Regions from separate parts of the Homo sapiens genome. Here region 1 is linked to region 2. A link is a contact called in ENCODE POLR2A ChIA-PET data. All regions are on one chromosome and are shown on one strand. Each heading gives the region's core, a stretch centred on a gene start or an enhancer-like site at or near the end of the contact. The rest is flanking DNA. Distances are from core to core; before and after follow the strand shown.

Region 1 (5,928 bases), core at 3,402-5,901, 420 kb before region 2:
TTGTTGTTGTATCATATTCATTGTATAAATGCACCACAATTTATAATTTATTTAAACAGTCCCTACCAGTTTCCTGATTTAGATTTTCTTTCTTTCTCTCCTAAGAACTAAACCATGCTACCTTAGGGTTTATTATTATTATGAAAACAGCATCACAGTATTCAATTATAGGATGTGTTGACAGACAATGCGATTGTTTCCAATTCTTCGTTATTATAAACAATACTACGGGGACTAACTGGCTGGTAAGTTGTTTTATCCGTGTGTAGGTACAGCTGCAAGATGAATTCCTACAAGTGGAATTGTGTCCAGGGCTGTGTGCATTTAGGTTTGATAGATATTGCCCAACTACCCTCCACAGAGGCTCTCTAGAGAGTTTTTTCAAGTGTTAGAGTGAATGCAAAGAAAGAAGAGAAGGTAAAGAGCTAAGAACAGCTGGTAGGAGGCCGAGTCTCAGGGATTCCTCTTTGATGAAGTAGAGAAAGCAGAGCCAATGGGGGACTCACAGAAGGTGGTTCTGGGGCTGAGAAGACCAGGATGCACAATGACAGCAAAAGGGATGGGAAGGGAGAGATTTCAGGAAGAAACATGTTGAATGTTTCAGAGGCCTACAAAAATAGTAAAAAGAGAACTGGGTTCCAGGGATTAGGGAAAATAAGACAGGGATGAGCAGGAACGAAAAGTGGCTGTCTGGAGGCAACCTCCCAGCCCAGGGGCTTGGCTGACAAACAGGAGAGTACCCTGAGAACACCTGCCAAGGGAGTAGCGAGCTGGGAGGAGCGCAGTCCTCCCTCCTTGCATTTTGTAGAAAGAAGACAGACTACTTAGCAGTCTGCCTAGCAGACAGACAGGCTAGCCCCACCAGGCCCCCAGAGTGGAAGTAGCATGCAGAGTGATGCATCAGACTTTGAGCTGAATCAGGGGCTGAATCCCACCCCAACACAACTCAGTCCTCTCCAAGCCCCAGCCCCCAGGACCAAGGAGCAGGTACCTTGCCTTACCACTCCCTTCCTCCCACCCGCAAGAGAGCAAAGGGCTAGAGTGGCAATAAAACCAGCCCCTCCCCCAGTTAGTTACCAGGTCTCAGGACCTCAGGGAAGTGCAGACTCCGCCTCCTAAGCCACTCCTTCATAGGACTGGGGAGGAGGAGAGGTGGGGGAAGAGAAGGGGAGAAGAGGAAGTGCAAGCTGCTCCGCCTCCAGCTGCAGGAATCTGTACTGGCCTGGCCTGGCCACAGGCAGAAGGAGGAACAAACAAACCCATTCTGGGGAGCATTTATCTATGCAATAGGAGAATCAAAGGTTTGGAAGCTCTCAGTGCCCGTGACCCACGTCACCCAACCCACCTCATCCACCCTAGCCCTTAATGGCTCTACCCTGTCATTACCCACCTCCAACCTCTCTAACTGGACCCAGGTGAGAATAAACCCCTTGACACACACACAGCTTTTTCCTCTTCCCAAAGCACTGCAGCACTCTAAGAATGGCCTAGAATGGCCTGGAGCTCATACTAAGTCCAAGCCCTACCTGCCTCCCTCAATGTCCCAGGAAATCCCCACTCCACCCTCTCTTGTGGCAAACAGGCAGGTCCTGGGGGTTTCCAGATGAGGATGGCTGGTCTCAAGACCATGGGGCCATAGTCCAGCTAAGCTCCCTGACCAGACTCCAGAATTTCACACTCTGGCTCTGGAGAGGGACTCCCATGGGGCCTCTGTGGAGCAGGAAGGGCATGAGCAACTCAGGTCAGTAAGAGTCATCACCACCTACACTTTCTGCTACTTCCTTGTGGAACAGGCTGCAGCCCTGGTTCAGTGGGACTTGGTGGCCCAGACTGGCCCTCAGATATGTCCCCCTCCCATCCACAGGAATCCCCATCTCGCCTCTCCTCAGAGACCCAGGAGAGCTACTGGAAGGATAGGGAGGAAAGAGGACCCTCCTTAGCCTGGCAGAGAGACTAGCCCAGGAAAAGTCTGCGGAGGAAAGCCCTTTCTCCACTTTCCAGAACGGAGACCACCCCCAGATGTGGCCCCAGCCCAGTTCTGGCCCCCAAACTCCCCAATCCCCGGTTCTGTTATCCACTGGGCTATTTTGGGTCAGAATGCTAGGTTTTTACCAGAGAGATGGTCTTGTGTGAAAAACAGCACAGGACTTTTTTTGGAGGTCTCCCCTGGGGTGAATCTCAGGCCTACCATTTATGGGCAGTGTTACCCTGGGCAAATTCTTTAACATGGGAGTCTTAGTTTCCTAATCTAAAAAGTGGGATGACTGCTAGTAGCACCCTTTTTGGAAGTTGTTGTGATGAGGCCTGAGTGAGAGGATGTGTGGCACAGCAATCAGTAAGCTGTAAAGTGCTCACAGAGGTTATGAGAGGTGACCTACCCCTGCCCTGGAGCCCCACCTGGCCAGAACAGCAGGTAGAGAGAAAGGGGGAACCAAGGCTCTGGACTGGCCCTGATCCCAGCAGACAGTTCAGTCCGGGGAAGAAAGAGGAGGAGCCCTGGCCTCCGCTTTGCCTTTATCTATGGAAGTAAACAAGGTTTGGCTACCAGATTCTAAGCAGGGAGAGCCCTGTCTGGCTCATGCGCATGCACACACACCTGCCTGGACAGCTGACATCCCTTCCCTACTAGGTATACATACCAACAGGCTGACTCACCCCACAACCCTCCTCATCCCCCACCCCAGAGCCTCTAGGCTTCTGTGCCTACAACATCACTTCTCTCCCTTTGGATCAACCGCAGACTGGGCTTGTTTTCTAGTCTCGGATCTGGCAGTCTTCCTGGACCACCAAAAGGCCAATGCATTCCTAGGGGGTAGAGAGATGCTAAGCAGTCCCAAGTCCAGCCAGTGGAGGAGACTATGGCCAGGCTCACCTGACAGGGCATCGGTGTGCCCAGACCAGTGCTTGGCCAAGGTGCCTTTCTAGTCACCAGACCATCCAGACAGCTCACTCCTTCAATCAGCCTATCAGTGCCAGAGGTCAGGAGTCCTGGGGACTTCCTCTCCCCTCCAGTACACACAGCCCAGAGCCAAAGGCCTCCCTGTGAGCACCAGCCCATCACCTCTGAACATCCTGAGTTCAGGAGCCAGAGCCTGGGCCCTGCCCTCCCTACTCATGTCCCCTTTCATTTGTTTACTGTTTGTACTGCCTACTACCGATGTGAAGGCGATCTGGCTGTGACATCTGTCACCCCATTGATCACCAGGCTTGATTCGGCTGTACTGCCTACTTCTAAGGAGGGCTTCAGGTAGAAATAATCCCAGCACTTTGGGAGGCCAAGGTGGGTGGATCACCTGAGTTCAGAAGTTCAAGACCAGCCTGGCCAACATAGTGAAACCCCGTCTGTACCAAAAAAAAAAAAAAAAAAAAAAAAAAAAAAATTAGCCGGGTCTGGTAGCGGGTGCCTGTAGTTCCAGCTACTCCGGAGGCTGAGACAGAAGAATCACTTGAACGTGGAAGACGGAGGTTGCAGTGAGCAACCAGAGATTGCGCCATTGCACTCCAGCCTGGGCGACAAGAGCGAGACTCCGTCGCAAAAAAAAAGAAAGAAAAAGAAAAAAAAAAGTGAACTCTCCTTAACTCCTCTCTGATGTTCGTCTCCCCTAGGACCCCATAACCAGTCCCTTTTTTGAGTCTCTCCAAACCCATCCATCTTGGCACCCTCCTCACCTCCAAAGCCCTGGGTCCGCAGCTGGCGGTAGGAGCGGTACACTTCCCTCGTGAGGTAGTTGATGAAGCCCTCCCTGGGCGCGAACTTGCACACGAAGTTCTGCTCGTAGAGGCAGTTGATGAGGAAGCAGGCGGCGATGGCGTCCTCCCCGCGGTCGGGCTGCAGCTCCACTAGCGCCAAGTTGCAGTTCTGGGTGGTGCAGCAGGCGCGCACGCAGTCCCAGCCCCGGCGCACGGTGGGGGACTCCAGGAAGGTAGCTCCGTTGCTGACCGAGGCGTTGGTGTCCAGCACGAAGCCAGGCACCCCGGCGGTAAAGCTGTTCAGGCAGTCGGCTCCCGCGGGCAGCCCAGGGGGCGCGGGCGGTGGCCCGGCCTGGGTGCCCTGGAGGCCGAGCGTGCACAGAAGCCACAAGGCGACGGCAGGGATGCCGGCCGGGGCGAGGCGGGCGCGGGCCATCGTCCTCGCAGGGGCCATCGCCTTCCTCCCCAGGGGGGTCACCTTCAGAGCGCGGGCCTCTGGGTTCCGAGGGTGCTGGTGACCTGAGAAGAAGGGAGGGGACAGAGGAGGAGACACACCTGATCAGCCCGGGAGACTTTGGAGGAGGCGGGCCGGCCGGGAGGAAGTGGCGGGGAGGAGGGACCGGAGCACCCCAGGATCGAAGAGGGCGCACGGGCCCGGCCCTCCCACGCGCCCTCCAGGGACCCGGCAGCCAGACAGACGGACAGGCGGACCGCTAGGGAGCTCAAGTACCCGGACACACGCACGAGCGCAGAACAAAGGGCCGGACATGCTCCAGCCCGCTCCGCCTGCGCCTCGGCCTTGCGCGCGGGGGCCCGGGTTACCTGCGCAGGTGAGTTGGGTGGGGCCGGGTCCGCCGAGGTTCCGGTCCCAGCTTCCTGCGCGGCTCGGGTCGCGGCTTCCGACCCGGTGCTCGGAGAGCTGGGGCTCGGCCGCCTTCTCCCCCTGGTTTCTGGTGAAACTGAGTCAGCGCCGTCGGGGCGGGGCCGACATTCACCCTTGCGCTGCCGGCCCCGCCCACGCCCGGTGCGCTGCGGCCGCCTCTAGCGCGGAGCTCCAGGCCCGGCCCGCCCCGCGGCCCCGCAGCCCCGGTGCCTCCCCGGCAGCCAGCTCCCCGGAGGGGCTCTCGGGCTCCACCCAGTCCAGCCTCGCGAGGGAGCCCCGCGCCCGAAGCGCATACCCAGCCGGGAGGGGATGCGGCCGGGACGCGAGGGTCCGGCCTCTGGGGCGGCGGCCTCCAGTCTTCCTTTCCGGCCGGGGCCTGCTTTCCCAGCCCCAGACCTGAGGCCCGATGCAAATGATCTTTCCGGCCCTCAGGAAATCATTTCCATTTCGTGGCGGGAAGGTAACCCAAAAGTTGCGTGGCTGCACCTGTGATAACAGGGATCCGGGATGTCTGCCTCACTGTCAGCTCCGGGAAGCCCTCCCTGCTGTCAGGGTGAGAAACGGAGGCGATTCCCCGCGTCCAGGCTCCCCTGCGTGCTCCACGGGGCTTCCCTGTTGTTCGAGGCCCCTCCTCATCTTGTATGTACAGTTCGGTCCATTCCCTGCTATGGCTCATTGGACTGTTGCCCCCTTCCCTGGAGCCCAGGCTTCCTCTCTTTCACAAAGGGGACGCTGCTGGCTACTTTCTTCCAGGGAAATGTCATCCTTGGAAGCCTGGAGGTTCCAGTTCACCAAGTAGCTGAGTTAATGCCCTTCACGAAACAGTGGACTCCTTGAAGCCAAGCTCATTGCTCCTCCTGAGTAAAAAACTCTTAAGAGACCATTCTCTACGGCAAGGGTCTGAACAGGTGAAAGACAGATGAAGGCAGGGCTGGAGGAAGGAATCACATAGCATGCTCTCTTAAAATACAGATTCCAAACCTTTTCCTGATGGCTTAACAACCCCCAAACCAATGGGAACATTCTTCCCAGTTTCTCATCCAGAGCAGCTTTGCCTAGCAGATCCTGTGGCCAACCCTTGGATTTTGCTGAACTGCAACATCCTCCAGCTGCTCACATGATGCGTGTTGGGGTGGGAATCTGGGGCCTGTCTCCCCTTCTCTGGATGTTTAGGGTTTATCCACAGACCCTGGCACACTGGTGGATATACAACAATGGTGGTATGCTGGGAATGAAGAAAATGATTGTGCAGTCACTGGGAAGAAAGGGTTTTGTTGTGATTTGATTTCCCCTTATGGCTAACACATTCAAGAATCTTTATTTATTTATTTATTTATTTTTTTTTTTTTTTTTTT
Region 2 (6,951 bases), core at 4,348-6,847:
TCTTTTTTTTTTTTTGAGACAGTGTATCGCTCTGTTGCCCAGGCTGGAGTGCAATGGTGTGATCTCGGCTCACTGCAACCTCTGCCTCCCAGGTTCTAGCTATTCTTGTGCCTCAGCCTCTAGAGTAGCTGGGATTACAGGCATCCACCACCACACCCGGCTAATTTTTGTATTTTTAGTAGAGATAGGGTTTCACCATGTTGGCCAGGCTTGTTTCAAACTCCTGACCTCAGGTGATCCACCCGCCTCGGCCTCCCAAAGTGCTGGGATTACAGGTATAAGCCACCGCGTCTGGCCAGGAATGTTTTAGAATAGCCCCAAACTGGAAACAGCCCAAATGTCCATCGACAGTAGAATGGACAATTAAATTGTTGTATTTCCACATTATGGAATACTACACAAGAAAAAAAATTGAAGAGATTACAGTCCTGCTCATTAACATGAATGAGGCTGGGCACCGTGGCTCACACTTGTAATCCCAGCACTTTGGGAGGCTGAAGCAGAAGGATGGCTTGAGCTCAGGAGACCAGCCTGGGCAACATAGTGAGACCCTGTCTCTATAACATTTAAGAAAAAAAAAAAAAAATAGCCGGACTGGGCCTTTAATCCCAGCTACTGAAGAGACTGAAGTGGGAGAATCACTTGAGCCCGGGAGGTCAAGGCTGCAGTTAGTCATGACTGCGCCGCTGCACTCCAGCCTGGGTGACAAAGTGAGGCCCTGTCTCAAAAACAATAAAAAATTTAAAAGAGCTGAGCATGGAGGCCACTTTGGGAGGCTGAGGCAGGCAGATCTCTTAAGCCCAGGAGTCTGAGACCAGCCTGGGCGACATGATGAAGCCCCATCTCTACAAAAAATACAAAAAAATTAGCTGAGCTTTATGGCAAATCCCTGTAATCCCAGTTACCTAGGAGGCCCAGGCAGGAAGATGGCTTGAGCCCAAAAGGTTGAGGCTGTAGTGAGCTGTGATCATGAACAGAGTGAGACCCTGTTTCAAAACAAAATGAAAAACAAACAAACAAAAAAACCAAGAAAACAAGAAAACAAAAACTATACAATGATGAGCCAAAAAGCAAGATATGGAAGAATATATATATATATATATATATATATAGTATGAGTCCAGCTATAGAAAGTTTGAAATCAGGCAACCTAAACAATATTGTTCAGGGATCTATACAGAGGCAGGAAGCCATTGAGAAAGGTAAGGGGAGGATTATCACCAAATTCAGGATGGTGGCTCCCCTGGGGAGAATATGTCAAGGAGGGGCACATGGGCTTGGAATACTGTCTTCATTGACCTGCGTGTTGGGTACACAGGAGTTTGTTATTTTTCACACTGCATATGTGCATGTATATACTCTCCCATATATACCATGCATTTCACACAAGAACACAAAGGCTGTGTGGCTCTGCTCTGCCCCTTTCCCCTTCCAGCTCCCATTCTCGTCCTCAGCTAGCAGAGGAGGGTCAGGGTCTTTTAGCACAGCTTCCTTCTGTCTCTGAGTGGGTCAGAGGAGTACGGGGATGAGGGCCTCCCTTCTGCGGCTGGGCTCTGGCCACTCCAGGGTGGGAAGGCCTGGAGAAAACAGGGCCAGGCAAAGCCGGCTGGCCCTGCTGTTTCTGCCAATGCTGGGATTAGGCCAGGGCTCTGGCCCACCTGTCATTTCACTCATTCAGCATGAACATAGCCACTGAGCACTTACTGTGAGCCCCGGGTGCTATTGGGAGAGTTCAGATAAGTGAGAGAGGGTCTTTGACCTCAAAGATCTTACAGAGAGGACCGTATACACAAATAACAGTATACCAGCAAAATGTGAGCTAAGTGTCATGTGACTACTCATCTACTCTTTCAATAAATATTTGTTGTGCACCTATTACATGCCAGGAACTGTGCTGGATGGTGATCATGTAAAGACAGTCAAATCACAGTCCTAGCTCTCAGATTCACAGCCTGCCTAATGCTGGGGAAACTGGAATAAACAACTGTGTGGCAAGCCCATCAGTGCAGATATGCCCAGGGAGAAGGAGAAAGGGGACCCATCCAGGATGGATGAGATGGAGACAGAGGAATGAGGGAAGGTTGGAGAAGAGAGGTCTTCCTGAAGGAGGCAGGCCCTGGCCTGAGGCTTTAGAGATGAGGAAGCAAGAGAAAGTTTGAAGGGCTGGAAGGACTTCCAGAGCTGCCCCAGACCAAAGGCACAGGGATGAGAAACATGGCAGTGAGGACTCCTTGCAACAAGAACACGAACATTCAGCAGGGAAGGAGGGAAGCAGCAGAAGGGGAAGGCCCAGGGGGATCAGAGTCATATTTGCCTTGCCAAGCCTTAGATCTTACAGGTGCTGGGAGCCACTGAAGAATTTGCGGGGAGCTTGATAGTTCACTGGTTCAGTGTAGAGGAAGGGTTGAGGGGCATGGCCTGGAAGAAGGAAGGCAAGTTGGCAGGATGTTAAGATCCAGGAAGTATTTAAGAGATACCAGGCTAGCCTCTGAGAGTGGCTGGGTGGTGGGTGAGGGAAAGAGGCCAAATTCTGGAACGGCCCCCTGCAAGAGTAACCAAGTGGCGCACACAGGGAGAGGAGAGCTCCCACTCGGCACTAGCGTGGCTGTAGGCTCTGGGTACCAAGTGTGGGCAGGGGTTGGGGACAGCCAGGAATGTGAATGGGGCTCTGCACCACCTGATTTCAGGGCTCCCAAACACTGGCCCGTGGACAGGGCTGGCCCGAGGAAGTGAAAAAAGTATGGGCATAACTTCTCATAAATCAAATGTATGCACTTTAAAGAACTATCCTTGGGCCGGGCATGGTGGCTCATGCCTGGAATCCCAGCACTTTGGGGGGCCGAGGTGGGCAGATCATGAGGTCAAGAGTTTGAGACCAGCCTGGCCAATATGGTGAAACCCTGTCTCTACTAAAAATACAAAAATTAGCCGGGCATGGTGGTGTGCACCTGTAGTCCCAGCTACTCGGGAGGCTGAGGCAGAAGAATCGCTAGAACCCAGGAGGCGGAGGTTGCAGTCAGCTGAGATTATGCCACTGTACTCCAGCATGGGCGAGAGAGCGCAAGATTCCGTCTTAAAAACAAAAACAAAAACTATCCTTAAAAGTGCTTACAATTAAATCAATAAGTAAGCATGTCACTTAGAGGTATGAAGTGAATTATCAAAAGAAGCCCCTTAAAGATTCAAAAGTGGTTTTGTCCTGGGAGTGGGAATGGGGATAGGAGGGACAGGGGACTTTTATTTTTTTAAATAAGCTTTTAAAAACTGTAGTATTTTTTAAAACAGTGAACATAAAGCATATACAAAAATTTAAGGGCTGGGCACACTGGCTCAACGCCTATAATCCCAACACTTTGGAAAGTGGAGGCAGGAGGATCGCTTGAGCCCAGCAGTTGAGCCCAGCCTGGACAACATGGTGAAAGCCCGGCTCTACAAAAAATACAAAAATTAGTCTGGCATGGTGGTGCACACCTCTAGTTCCAGCTACTGGGGGGCTGGGGGTGGGTGGCAAGGGGGAGGACTGAGGCCAGAGGATCCTTGAGCCAGGGAGGTCGAGGCTGCAGTAAGCTGAGATCACGCCACTGCACTGGGTGACAGAGTGAGATCCTGTCTCAAAAATAAATAAATAAACAAACAAATAAAAATCCTGGCCTAGCTGGGCGTGGTGGCTCATGCCTGTAATCCCAGCACTTTGGGAGGCTGAGGCCGGTGGATCAATTGAGGCCAGGGCTTTGAGACCAGCCTGGCCAACATGGTGAAACCCCGTCTCTACTAAAAATACAAAAATTAGCCAGGCATGGTGGCACATGCCTGTAATCCCAGCTATTTGGGAGGCTAAGGCACGAGAATCGCTTGAACCCTAGATGTGGAGGTTGCAGTGAGCTGGGATCGCGCCACTGCACTCCAGCCTAGATGACAAAGTGAGACTCCGTCTTAAAAAAAAAAAAAAAAAAAAAAAAAAAAAAAAGTCGGCCGGGCGCGGTGGCTCACGCCTGTAATCCCAGCACTTTGGGAGGCCGAGGTGGGTAGATCATGAGGTCGGGAGATCGAGACCATCCTGGCTAACACGGCGAAACCCCGTCTCTACTAAAAATACAAAAAATTAGCCGGGCATGGTGGCGGGCGCTTGTAGTCCCAGCTACTCGGGAGGCTGAGGCAGGAGAATGGCGTGAACCTGGGAGGCGGAGCTTGCAGTGAGCCAAGATTGCGCCACTGCACTCCAGCTTGGGCGACAGAGCGAGACTCCGTCTCAAAAAAAAAAAGCCTTTTATGAAATGATGGTAATAGAGGATAGGCTTCCCCCAACCCCTCTTCCCTTTCATGTCCTTATTGGCTAAAACAAAACGTCGTTGAGTCCTGAAATCCCAAACTGGGGGCCTTGAACCCCAGGCAAAGGCCATATAGGCTGGCTCCGCGCGTTTGCAACCCAACCCCGCGGGCAGCCGGCAGGGGTCAGGCGAGCTCCATGCGACACTCGAGCTGCGTCTGGCAAGCCAGTGCTGCGCTCGAAGAAGCGCGCTGCCTCGAGGGAGAGGGTCAGAGGAAGGACTCTGGACCTGCCCTAGGCTGGGGGTCGCGACAGATGGCCACCTGGGTCTTAGGTCCCAGCTCCCACCCGGCAGGCAGGGACTGGGAACCTCTCTCCAGACCGCGCGGTGTGTTGACACCAGGTCTAGTCCCATTCCACCGAGGGCAACTCACCTTACCGGTCTTCTGAAAGGGGGCCCTGCGCGAAACCTTGCCTCCTGCACTCGGTTGTGCAAAGATCAAGGATCTCAGACTTGAGAGGGTTACATGGGCAAGGGATTGTTATCACTAGATTATATGGATTTAGAATTAGGACTTAGGCTCCTGGGGAAGCCTGCTTTAGGACTCAGATGGTGGTTGTAGAAGATTGCCTTGCAGACTCACCCTTGGGGATGTGATTAGGTCTGGGGCAGGATCCAGGAACCTGCATTTATTCTAGGTTGCCAAATTTTGATAAGGGGTGTGCTCAGACCACGCTTAAAAAACATCCCAAGGTTCTGTTGCCCTCCCACAGGGCAGGCAGCATCAACAGCAGCGAGCTGCCCTGATAGTGTGACCTGCCTAAAATTGGAGTGGAGTAAGAGCCAGCCGCAGGAAGGAGCAGTGCTGGCAGCTGGTGCTGCAGATTTGCCCAATGCATGTAGGCAACCAAACACGCCCACAAGAACCAAAGTAGACGTGCCCCTTGTTCTTCCATTTACCACTCAGGCTGCATGGTTCATTTTGTTTTTTTTGCTTTTAATTTTAAAACATTTATTTTGCTTCACATATAGAACCAGGAAAGAAATCACCTCCCCAAGTCGACAGGGCTTAGACAGACTGGATGAAGCGCCCCATTTTGCCACATTGTCTCCAGGCTGGTCTCTCCAGCCACACATTAAGCCAGCAAGATGGCCCTTTTAGTCACATTCATCTCCAACATAGCAGGGAGCAAGACAAGGAAGTGAAAGGGACTGCCTATGAGCCCAGGATCTTGCCCTCAGGATGGGACGGAACTGGGGTTGGTGAGGAGCCAACCCCACCTGTCTCAAGCCTCAGGCTAGGAACAGCACTTGGCTGCAGGCCAGGACCAAGAGCCAGGATAGGTGCTGCTGGGCTGAGAACCAAGAAAACCAGTTCCCTCTTTTTGGAACTCGGAAGGGGTGGAACAACCCAGACCCATTCCCTTCTCAGATCACACTCTATCCAGACTGCTGTACAGTGCGGCCCAAAGCTGGAATTCTCAGAACACCCCCATTTTTGCCATGAGCAGATCTGGATTCTAGTTCGTTTTGACCTTGAGAAAGTCAAATTGTGTTGATCTTTTTAAAAACAAAGGGGCGGTTTTCAGAAATCTATAAGCTTCCTTCTGGCTGTAAGAACTTAGCACTCTGGGCTCCCTGCTTCCTTTAAAACTCACTGGGAGATCTGGGAAAGGGAGGCTGAGACCTCTCTCCTAAGGGCTGATTTTACCTTCCTGTCCCTCATGAAAGAACGGGCTGGAGGACAGGAATAGGACCTGGGCCAGCCACTCTCCAAGGACACAAGCTGGATCCAGACAGGAAGCAGCGGCAAGTAGATTGCTTCTCCCCAGATAGGTTTGTTTCACAATATATTTAATACAAAATGGCAGCAGCCACTGTGCAGTTATAACAAAATTAGCCATAGGGTATCTGGAGAAATGTACACAGGCAGCCTCAGCTGGAGTCATGCGAGCCAACTCCGGCCTGCTCGGGTAGGGCCTGTGCCTGCTGCCCAGTCAGCTGTGGGTGGTCACACGGCCAGGACTGGATGGTGCCCGTGGCAGGGCGGTGCACAAGGGCTCAGAGGTGCTGTACAGGAGGAGCCAGTCTTCCAACAGTACACAAAAGCACGCTGTCCTCTGCTCTGCCCCCCCTGCGGACTCAGCAGCATGTGTGTTCATTTATTTTATTATTATTTTTTGAGACAGAGTCTCACTCTGTTGCCCAGGCTGGAGTGCAATGGCGCGATCTCAGCTCCTGCAACCTCTGCCTCCTGCGTTCAAGCGATTCTCCTGCCTCAGTCTTCTGTGTAACTGGGATTACAGGCGCGTGCCACCAGGCCTGGCTAATTTTTGTATTTTTAGTAGAGACGAGGTTTCACCATGTTGGTCGTCAGGCTGGTCTCGAACTCCTGACCTTGTGATCTGCCCGCCTCGGCCTCCCAAAGTGCTGGGATTACAGACGTTGAGCCACCATGCCTGGCCTATTATTTTTTGAGACAGAGTCTCGCTCTGTCGTCCAAGCTGGAGTGCAGTGGTGTGATCTTGGCTCACTGCAAACTCTGCCTCCCGGGTTCAAGCAATTCTCTGCCTCAGCCTCCTGAGTAGCTGGGATTACAGGAGCCTGCCACCACACCTGGCTAATTTTTGTATTTTTAGTAGAGACGAGGTTTTACCATCTTGGCCAGGCTGGTCTTGAACTC

Evidence for each region. ChIA-PET counts read pairs that join two places held with the same protein, here RNA polymerase II (POLR2A).
Region 1: POLR2A ChIA-PET joins it to region 2 with 11 read pairs in A673. The contact joins the promoter of SPINT1 here to the enhancer-like site in region 2. POLR2A ChIA-PET finds 5 or more read pairs at or near these places in 2 of 52 experiments (A673 and WTC11).

What each region holds. Positions count from the first base shown.
Region 1 is chr15:40,842,771-40,848,698 of GRCh38, reverse strand. SPINT1 (serine peptidase inhibitor, Kunitz type 1) reads right to left here and starts at 4,651. Exons shown (of 11, transcript NM_003710.4): 1 at 4,513-4,651; 2 at 3,670-4,209. The coding sequence starts at 4,144. SPINT1-AS1 (SPINT1 antisense RNA 1) reads left to right here and starts at 4,175. Exons shown (of 2, transcript NR_146468.1): 1 at 4,175-4,520. RefSeq lists silencers at 3,970-4,209, 4,500-4,559, 4,640-4,869, 5,031-5,213 and an enhancer at 4,507-5,078.
Region 2 is chr15:40,419,602-40,426,552 of GRCh38, reverse strand. It overlaps IVD (isovaleryl-CoA dehydrogenase), which reads right to left. Exons shown (of 12, transcript NM_002225.5): 12 at 5,245-6,951. Among named protein-coding and RNA genes, the nearest start is that of IVD, 17 kb to the right of the region's middle. Within about 2 kb of position 5,597, at least 19 of the 41 ENCODE cell types and tissues checked have a DNase peak (open chromatin) inside an H3K27ac peak, as active enhancers do.